2 separate regions of the Homo sapiens genome follow, and region 2 is linked to region 1. A link is a loop called in an ENCODE intact Hi-C map of the cell type or tissue named here. Cell type or tissue: mammary epithelial cell. All regions are shown on one strand.

What was found. Peaks named below come from ENCODE experiments on the same cell type or tissue, not always from the same donor. Only the 100,000 strongest peaks of a DNase experiment are listed, where the experiment ranks them.
Region 2: it touches region 1 in a loop (12-fold over the local background); 17 of 110 quality-filtered maps call a loop at or near these places.

Annotation. Positions count from the first base shown.
Region 1 is chr9:77,160,408-77,164,407 of GRCh38, forward strand. No RefSeq gene overlaps it. Among named protein-coding and RNA genes, the nearest start is that of VPS13A, 15 kb to the right of the region's middle. In mammary epithelial cell, a CTCF peak has its summit at 1,754; a DNase peak (open chromatin) is centred at 3,694.
Region 2 is chr9:76,449,197-76,453,196 of GRCh38, forward strand. It overlaps a transcript of GCNT1 not described here. Among named protein-coding and RNA genes, the nearest start is that of GCNT1, 8.0 kb to the right of the region's middle. In mammary epithelial cell, no CTCF peak of the experiment used is centred here; a DNase peak (open chromatin) is centred at 2,255.

The DNA of each region.
Region 1 (4,000 bases):
GATATATGTTAACCAAGACTAAAAGAAGTCAATAAAACTTTTTTTCTTAATTGCAACACTTCAGCTATTCTGTTCCAAGTCATCTTTCCTCATTTTGCCATAACAATCCACAGTTCATTACTTTAGGTTGACCCATGTGAAACTGATGATAATCAACTATTTTAGACTAGGACACTCAGCAATATCATATGGCTTAACCTAAAAATGTCAAGGAAGATGGGAGATGTGAACTTGTCAATGCATCTAACACCTCCAGGGGTATCATCTAATTTTCTTGTAAGCTTTTGACACCTTCTCCTTAGAACTATAAAATTGCCACATAACTCAGTTTTCCTTGGCATCTTTGCAACAAAAATATCCCTAGGGTTTCCTCCTACATGCAAAATAGCAGTAAATTACCATGATTACAAAGGTAAAGGTAAAATATCCTGAAACAAAGAGAAATGCAGATTATCATTTGGTGGACGTGTTTTGCTAGGGAAATAGGTGATGTCAGAGGGCTGCCTTCTGTTTCTATTCTAAAGAACAAAGGTGAGAAAAAATAAGAATTAATGTTGTGACATTAAGGACATTGTAAAAAAAATGCAAAACATGTCTGCATATGTAGGTGTGTATATATATTTCAATTTTCTATTTTATTAGTTGTGGCAATTATAATTTGGTTTACAACAAACTTTACTAGCAAAGAAAAGGAAGGAAGGAAAAAGGAAGAAAACTAGGAAGAGGAAGAAAAAGGGGGGCGATGACAAGGAGAAAAAGAAGAAAAAGAAACAAGATCTCCTTATTTAAAAAGAATTAATCCTCTACTTGTGTTTAATGGAGCAAAGCAGCTGCTATGACACCTTGAAAGAAAACTGTCAACAATTCCACTGATCTCCTTGAAGTGACCAAGTCATGGTGGCAAAGTCAAGCATGGCTCACTCATGAATCTCAGACATTTCTGTCACCAGAGTCTACACCCTGCAGACAGTGGCAGGCAAACAAGGGGCAGGAGATAGGCTCAGTGCCAGAGACGTCAGCATTGTTGAGGAGCAAGCTTGACCATCCAGGATCATGTTGGGTTACAGAGGTACAGAAGTGTTGGGATATAGAGATTTAACAAGAGTGGGTTCAAAAGAGACGACTGTCAGCCAGGCATGGTGGTTCACACCTGTAATTCCAGCACTTTGGGAGGCCGAGGCAGGCAGATCACTTGAGGCCAGGAGTTTGAGACCAGCCTGGCCAACATCATGAAACCCCATCTCTACTAAAAATACAAAAATTGGCTGGATGTGGTGGCGCATGCCTGTAATTCCAGCTACTTGGGAGACTGCAGCAGGAGTATTGCTTGAGCCGGGGAGGCAGAGGTTGCAGTGAGCCGAGATCATGCCACTGCACTCTAGCCTGGGCAACAGAGAGAGACTCTGTCTCAAAAAAAAAAAAAAAAAAAAAAAAAAAAGAGAGAGAGAAAGACTACTGTCATTGTCATTATACTTTGAGTTATATTCATACTCCAGGAAGGAGAAAAATGAAGATTCATGGATTAAATGTGGAAATCTACTAGGAAAACCAGAAACCTCCTGTCTGACTGCTTTTATTTCATTTCGTGGTTTTCTGAAATATTTTTAACATTTTGAAAACTAAATCTTGACCATAAATATTTTATTTTATGTACAAATAATCTACAATAAAGATATGATTATCAGGTTTGAAATTGTAGTAAACTACTTTAAAAGGAGAAGATTTAGAAAGATGGAAGCATAGCACACTCTCCTGGCTCATGTGTGTATCAAAACAATATGAATAAGCTCCACTCACTTGTTTCTTCATGTACAACTTGCAAGATTTCTCCACTTTTTTCTGTCTCCTCCCATCTCCCTCTCTCCCTCCCTCTTAGTTTTAAAGGGTGTTTTTTTCTGAATACAAAAGGAATACATACCCAGTGAAATAAATTCAGTGATCATCAAAACATAAAAGAAACTCAGAACTTATCCCTGATTTCACCACCTGAAGACAATACTATTACATCCTAGTGTAAGTTCTTCCAGACTATTTTCTATGCAAATGCCCACCAAGTTGAACAAATATCTGGAACTCTCAGCACATAGCAAGGACTCAAAAAAAGTTGGCTGTTGGCTGGATGTATTGGCTTACTCCTGTAATCCCAGCACTTCGGGAGGCCAAGGGAGACAGATCACTTGAGGTCAGGAGTTTGAGATCAGCCTGGCCGACATGGTGAAACCCTGTCTCTACTAAAAATACAAAAGATAGTTGTGCATGGTGGCACATGCCTGTAGCCCAGCTACTTAGGAGGCTGAGGAACGAGAATCACTTGAACCCAGGAGGCAGAGGTTGCAGTGAGCCGAGATCACACCATTGCACTCCAGCCTGGGGAACAGAGCTAAATTCCGTCTCGAAAAAAAAAAAAAAAATTGGCTGTTAACACTCTTTTATTTTTAACCAACCTTTTGAACTTAAGATATTCTAAATACATTTTCTTTCAAAATGTATATGATCATTTGAATGAATGCAATTTGCATAATAATTCCTCTATTAATGGATAATGAGCTTTATTTTCTACTTTTCTTTATTATACACTATGCAGTAAACATCCTCATTCCTACAGATTTGCACATATGTCCATTTTTCCTAAAAATAAGGCAGACTTGTGTATAAACTATTCCAGTAGTTTGATCTCTGGCTTATTGCTAAAACTTTCTGTGCATTAGTTTCCTCAATTGTAACAGTTGGTAATAATATCTGCTTGCAAAGTTGTTGTAAGGATTAAATACTTATGTCTATAAAGTGGCACTACAGAGCCTGGCTCAGAAGTAGAATTCAATAAATGATTATTTTTCTTTAAAATAATTTACTAAAAATAGACTACTTGGCTCAAGGTTAAGCACAATCCAAAAGCTATTTACAAATACTGTCGAATGGACATCCAGAAAAATTATACCAATTTCTTCTGCTATCAGTAGGGTTGGAAGTTTCCCATTTACCATTTCCTTCAGAACTCTGGGTGCTACCAATTTTTTAAATCTTTGTCAATTTTATAGGTGAGAAGCACTTTCTTGTTTTTTATTTGGATATATTTTATTAGCTGGAAACGACATATTCTTATACATTTATTAGGTATTTATTTCTCTCACGAATTGTCTATTCAAATCAATTGCACATCTTTCTGCTGAGTTCTTTTAAAAATTTGAAAGAGTAAACTTTAAGGGTATCCTGTATTTTAATAACATCACAACTTTGAAATCTTGTTTTCAGGCCCGGAGCTGTGGCTCATGCCTGTAATCCCAGCACTTTGGGAAGCTGAGGTAGGCAGATCATTTGAGGCCAGGAGTTTGAGACCAGCCTGGCCAACATGGCGAAACGCCGTCTCTACTAAAAATACAAAAATTAGCCAGGCATGGTGGCATGGGCCTGTAATCCCAGCTACTGAGAGAGACTAAATATCCAATTTTAAGAATTGTTGTCCCCTAATTCAAGTTAAGTAAAATGTATTCCCTTGTTTTACATAATTATTAGATTTTAAGCCAGGGCTTCTCGACCTCAATCTATTAACATTTGGAGCTGGTTAATTATTTGTTGTAGGAGGATTTCCTGTGCATTGTGGAATGTTTAACAGCATGTCTGGCCTCCGTCGAATGTCTGAAGACATTGGCAAATGTCCCATGAGGAGCAAAATCACTCCTAGTTGAGCAACACTTCTCTAAGCTAATCATCGTTGGGTGGTGCCTTAGTTCATTTCATGCTGCAATAACAGAATACCACAGACTGGGTAATTTATAATGAACACAAATTTATTGGCTCACAGTTTTGAAGGCTGGAAAGTCCAATATCAAGGTACTAGCATCTGGTGAGGGTCTGCTTCTTGTGTCAACTTATGGTGGAAGGTGAGAGGGCATATGAGAGAGAGAGAGCCCAACTGAAAGACTTTTTATTAAAGCATTAAACCTACTCATGAAGGTGGAGCCTTCATGGCCTAATAACCTCTTAAAGGCAGCCCCACCTC
Region 2 (4,000 bases), 710 kb before region 1:
GTAGTGTGTACCTGTAGTCCTAGCTACTTGGTTCAAGATGACAGTGAGGTATGATCACACTACCACACTCCAGCCTGGGCAACAACAAACAAGACCCTGTCTCTATAAAAAACAACAAAAAAAAAAACAAGCAAATAAAATGATAATAGTAAAAGTAAAAAAGAATGTGCCACCTCAAAACATGCCATATTGGCATAAGGATTATTTTGAGCTAAAGGCAACTGAGAAACAGCAGACACAAGCAAAACTCTTTGCCCTCTCTCTTTCTACCTACAAACGTTTGCCTAATTTCCCTTTGCAAAGGTGATGCCCTCTCCCATACCAGAATAAGGTGAACAATTCATCTGCATAACACACCTCACTAAACAAGCCTTAATTACCATGCCTTTCCCAGTTACCTTCCCACAATTTACCCACACCAGAGAAGCGCAGCCTCTCCCCATTTCCCTTGTCTAGTAGCTTCCCACACTTTATCATCCTCTGTTAAAATGCTGTATAAGCTCCTGGGTCTAAGCACCTCTTTGGGATTTTCACTTTTTTTCTGTGAAGCTTACATATGCAAACAAAATAAACCTTTTCGTTTTTGTTTGTTTTGTTTTGTTTTTGAGACAGAGTCTCACCCTGTCACCCAGGCTGGAGTGCAATGGTGTGATCTCGGCTCACTGCAACCTCTGCCTCCTGGGCTCAAGTGATTCTCATGCCTCAGCCTCCCAAGTAGCTAGAATTACAGACGCCCAGCTAATTTTTTGTATTTTTTGTAGAGACAGGTTTTCGCCGTTTTGGCCAGGCTGGTCTCAAACTCCTGACCTCAAGTGATCCACCAGCCTCAGCCTCCCAAAGTGCTGGGATTACAGGTGTGAGCCACTGCGCCCGGCCCTATTCGCCTCTTTTTATAAATTATATGTAACTGATGGTGTGTAAATTCTGTCCTGTCTGGCAATAATTTAATTGGTTCCCGCCATCCCCACCCTATGAAAATACCAGTTTTGTTTCCATTTGCAATTCATCTTAACATTCCTTTACTCCAGATAAATCTGTGCTTTTTGACTTTTCCTTTGAAATGTTTATAACGTACATCTGATTCCCTTATAGCATATGCGTAAATTCCTTAACAGATGTGCACTTTTATATTTGTATGAGTCATGATTTTATCTTTCTCTGAAAATTATTTTTTAACAACCCTTACATTGTTTACAGTGTTTCGATTCTGAAATCTTTGTGTATTTGTAAAATTTCCTACATAGGATAAATTCCTAGATGAATAGTTGTCCATAAGTATCCATGTTGTCCAAATGCCTTCTAGAAAGTTTGTAGAAATCTCTACAACAGAGAGCAGCACAGGAGTCTGTATTCCTACACCTTCATCTATATTATGTTTATCAATCTTTTTCAACTTTGCCAATCTGATAGGTAAAAAGTGATTTGTAGTTTTAATTTGCTTTTCTTCAATTCCTATTGAAATTGAGCATCTTTTTATGTGGATTTCTTCTTTAGTGAAGTATCTTATCATGCCCTTTGCCCATTTTTCACCTGGTGCATATTTTTACGTAAACACCCCTTTATTTGAAAAATTAATTTTTGCTTACATACTATTGCATATATTTTCTAGTTTGTTGACTTTTAACTTTGTTTATGATATATTTTGTTATGCATACATTTAACACTTTAATGTATTAACTATATCAAACTATTTTGTGTGTGATTTTAGCTTTGTTGCCATTCTGAGAAATGCTGCCTGCTCTTAAAAGGGATCAACCTGTTTCTTTTTAAAAACATTAAAGAACTTACATGTATGGGTTTTAGAAACATATTTCAGGCTTTACTCTACCTGGAATTTGCATGCTTAGGAGCCACACTTTCTTTTTTTCCTGGACAGTACATTTATGATTGAATTTGCTTTCTCCATGCTTTGAAAGTAGTACCTTACTCTTTTATGTCTTCCTCATGTTCTTTTCAATGTAATTTGATTAAATTTCTAAAACAATTCAAAACTAATTTTGTAGCATTTGTCAAAATAAATCTGGATTTAGGCAAGGGGAGACTTTATTCAAAAGGATTATTGCAAGAAGAGGATGGGTGGCTATCATAAAAGGATGAGGAGAGCTCTTTAGCCAGTGCTATTTTTCAGAAAAACAAGGCTCTGGCAAAGATCAACACTGTTGACCTCCCTTTTGTTAATGATAAAAGAATATTATTCACCACTGAGCAATTCAGATGCAATCCTAAGCCTCCTACATGGGGTGAGTCAGGGACTAAGAAACGGTCTCCTGGGGACTCTGGTTGGTGTTGTTCCCACAAAACCAGCTGAAGCATCTGTTGAAAGGTGGTGGCAAAAATCAGTTGTTTAAGGGTCAGGTATCTTAAAATGAGGAATGCCTACCATTAAAAAGATAAATGTTAATTAAAAGTTTTAATATAAAAGGCCAAAGAAATATTAATCTTGGCATCTACAAGCCAAGGAGAGAGGCCTCAGAAAAAGCCCAACTCTGCTGACACTCAATTTTGGACTTCCAGCCTCCAGAATTGTGAGAAAACAAAATTCTGTTGTTTAAAGTACCAGTCTATGGTACTTTGTTGACAGACCTAGCAAAGTAATATACCTACAGAGAAAACTATGAAGTAGATAATTAGCTGTCTGTCATATACCAGCATATTGTAGCAGACTAGTCAAGCTTAAGGTTATATATCTTGTGACTTTTTTATAGCCATACACTTCCTTATAGTACAACTTTTCTTTTCTTTTCTTTCTTTCTTTTTTTTTTTTTTTTTTGTTGTTGTTGTTGTTGTTTTGAGATGGAGTCTCTCTCTGTCGCCCAGGCTGGAGTGCAATGGTGTGATCTCGGCTTACTGCAACCTCCACCTCCTGGCTTCAAGTGATTCTCCTGCCTCAGCCTCCCGAGTAACTGGGATTACAGGCCCCTGCCACCACATCCAGCTAATTTTTGTATTTTTAGTACAGATGGGGTTTCACCATGTTGGTCAGGTTGATCTCAAACTCCTGACCTCAGGTGATCCACCCACCTTGGCCTCCCAAAGTGCTGGGATTACAGGTGTGAACCACTGCACCTGGCCTGTACAACTTTTCAGTGTGGCAAGAATGAACACATCATTAGCAGACCAAAATATATTTAGCCTCTCTGTACTAAAAAAAATTTACATAAGCTTTAAATTATGCTCCACTAGTCTATCTTACTTAGAAATGATCTAGGTACTTATATTAGACCATTCTTGTATCGCTATAAAGAACTACCTGAGACTGGGTAATTTATAAAGAAAAGAGGTTTAATTGGCTCACAGTTCTGTACGCTGCACAGAAAGCATGGCTTGGGAGGCCTCAGGAAACTTACAATCATGATGCAAGTTGAAGGGGAAGCAGGTACATCTTACACGGCTGGAGCAGGGGGAGGAGAGGCAGGGAGGAGGTGCCACATACTTTTAAACAACCAGATCTCATGAGAACTCCATGACAAGACAGCACCAAAGGGATGGTGCTAAACCATTAGAAACCGCCTCCAGGATTCAATCACACTCCATCAGGCCCCACTTCCACAACTGGGGACTACAATTCGATATGAGATTTGGGCAGGGACACTGATCGAAACCATATCACCCCCGAAGTGGGAAGGGCTCCCTACCCAGCTAGTTTCCCCTTCAGCCAGACCAGCTGTACCCTACTTAATCTTCAATCTAAGGAGCTTTACCTACCTGCCAGCCCACAGAACTATTTGAACAAGCCAATTACATCCTCCCGTGGAATAAAAGGTTACCTCACTCTTGTGCCATTACTACAAAGCCTGCCTCACACAGCCCCTGCTGCTTCAGTCTGCTTTCAAATGCAATTCCCATGTGGCTCTGCCTGGCATGCAATAACCTCCTCACCCCTTAGGCTGTGAGTATGTAACTGAAAAAACTGTAGCCAATCTCATCTGCCCAGTATTGGGTGTCATCTGTTCAGCCATCTCCTGTTTAGCACAGGAGATCCCTGCTTCACCAGTGCTGT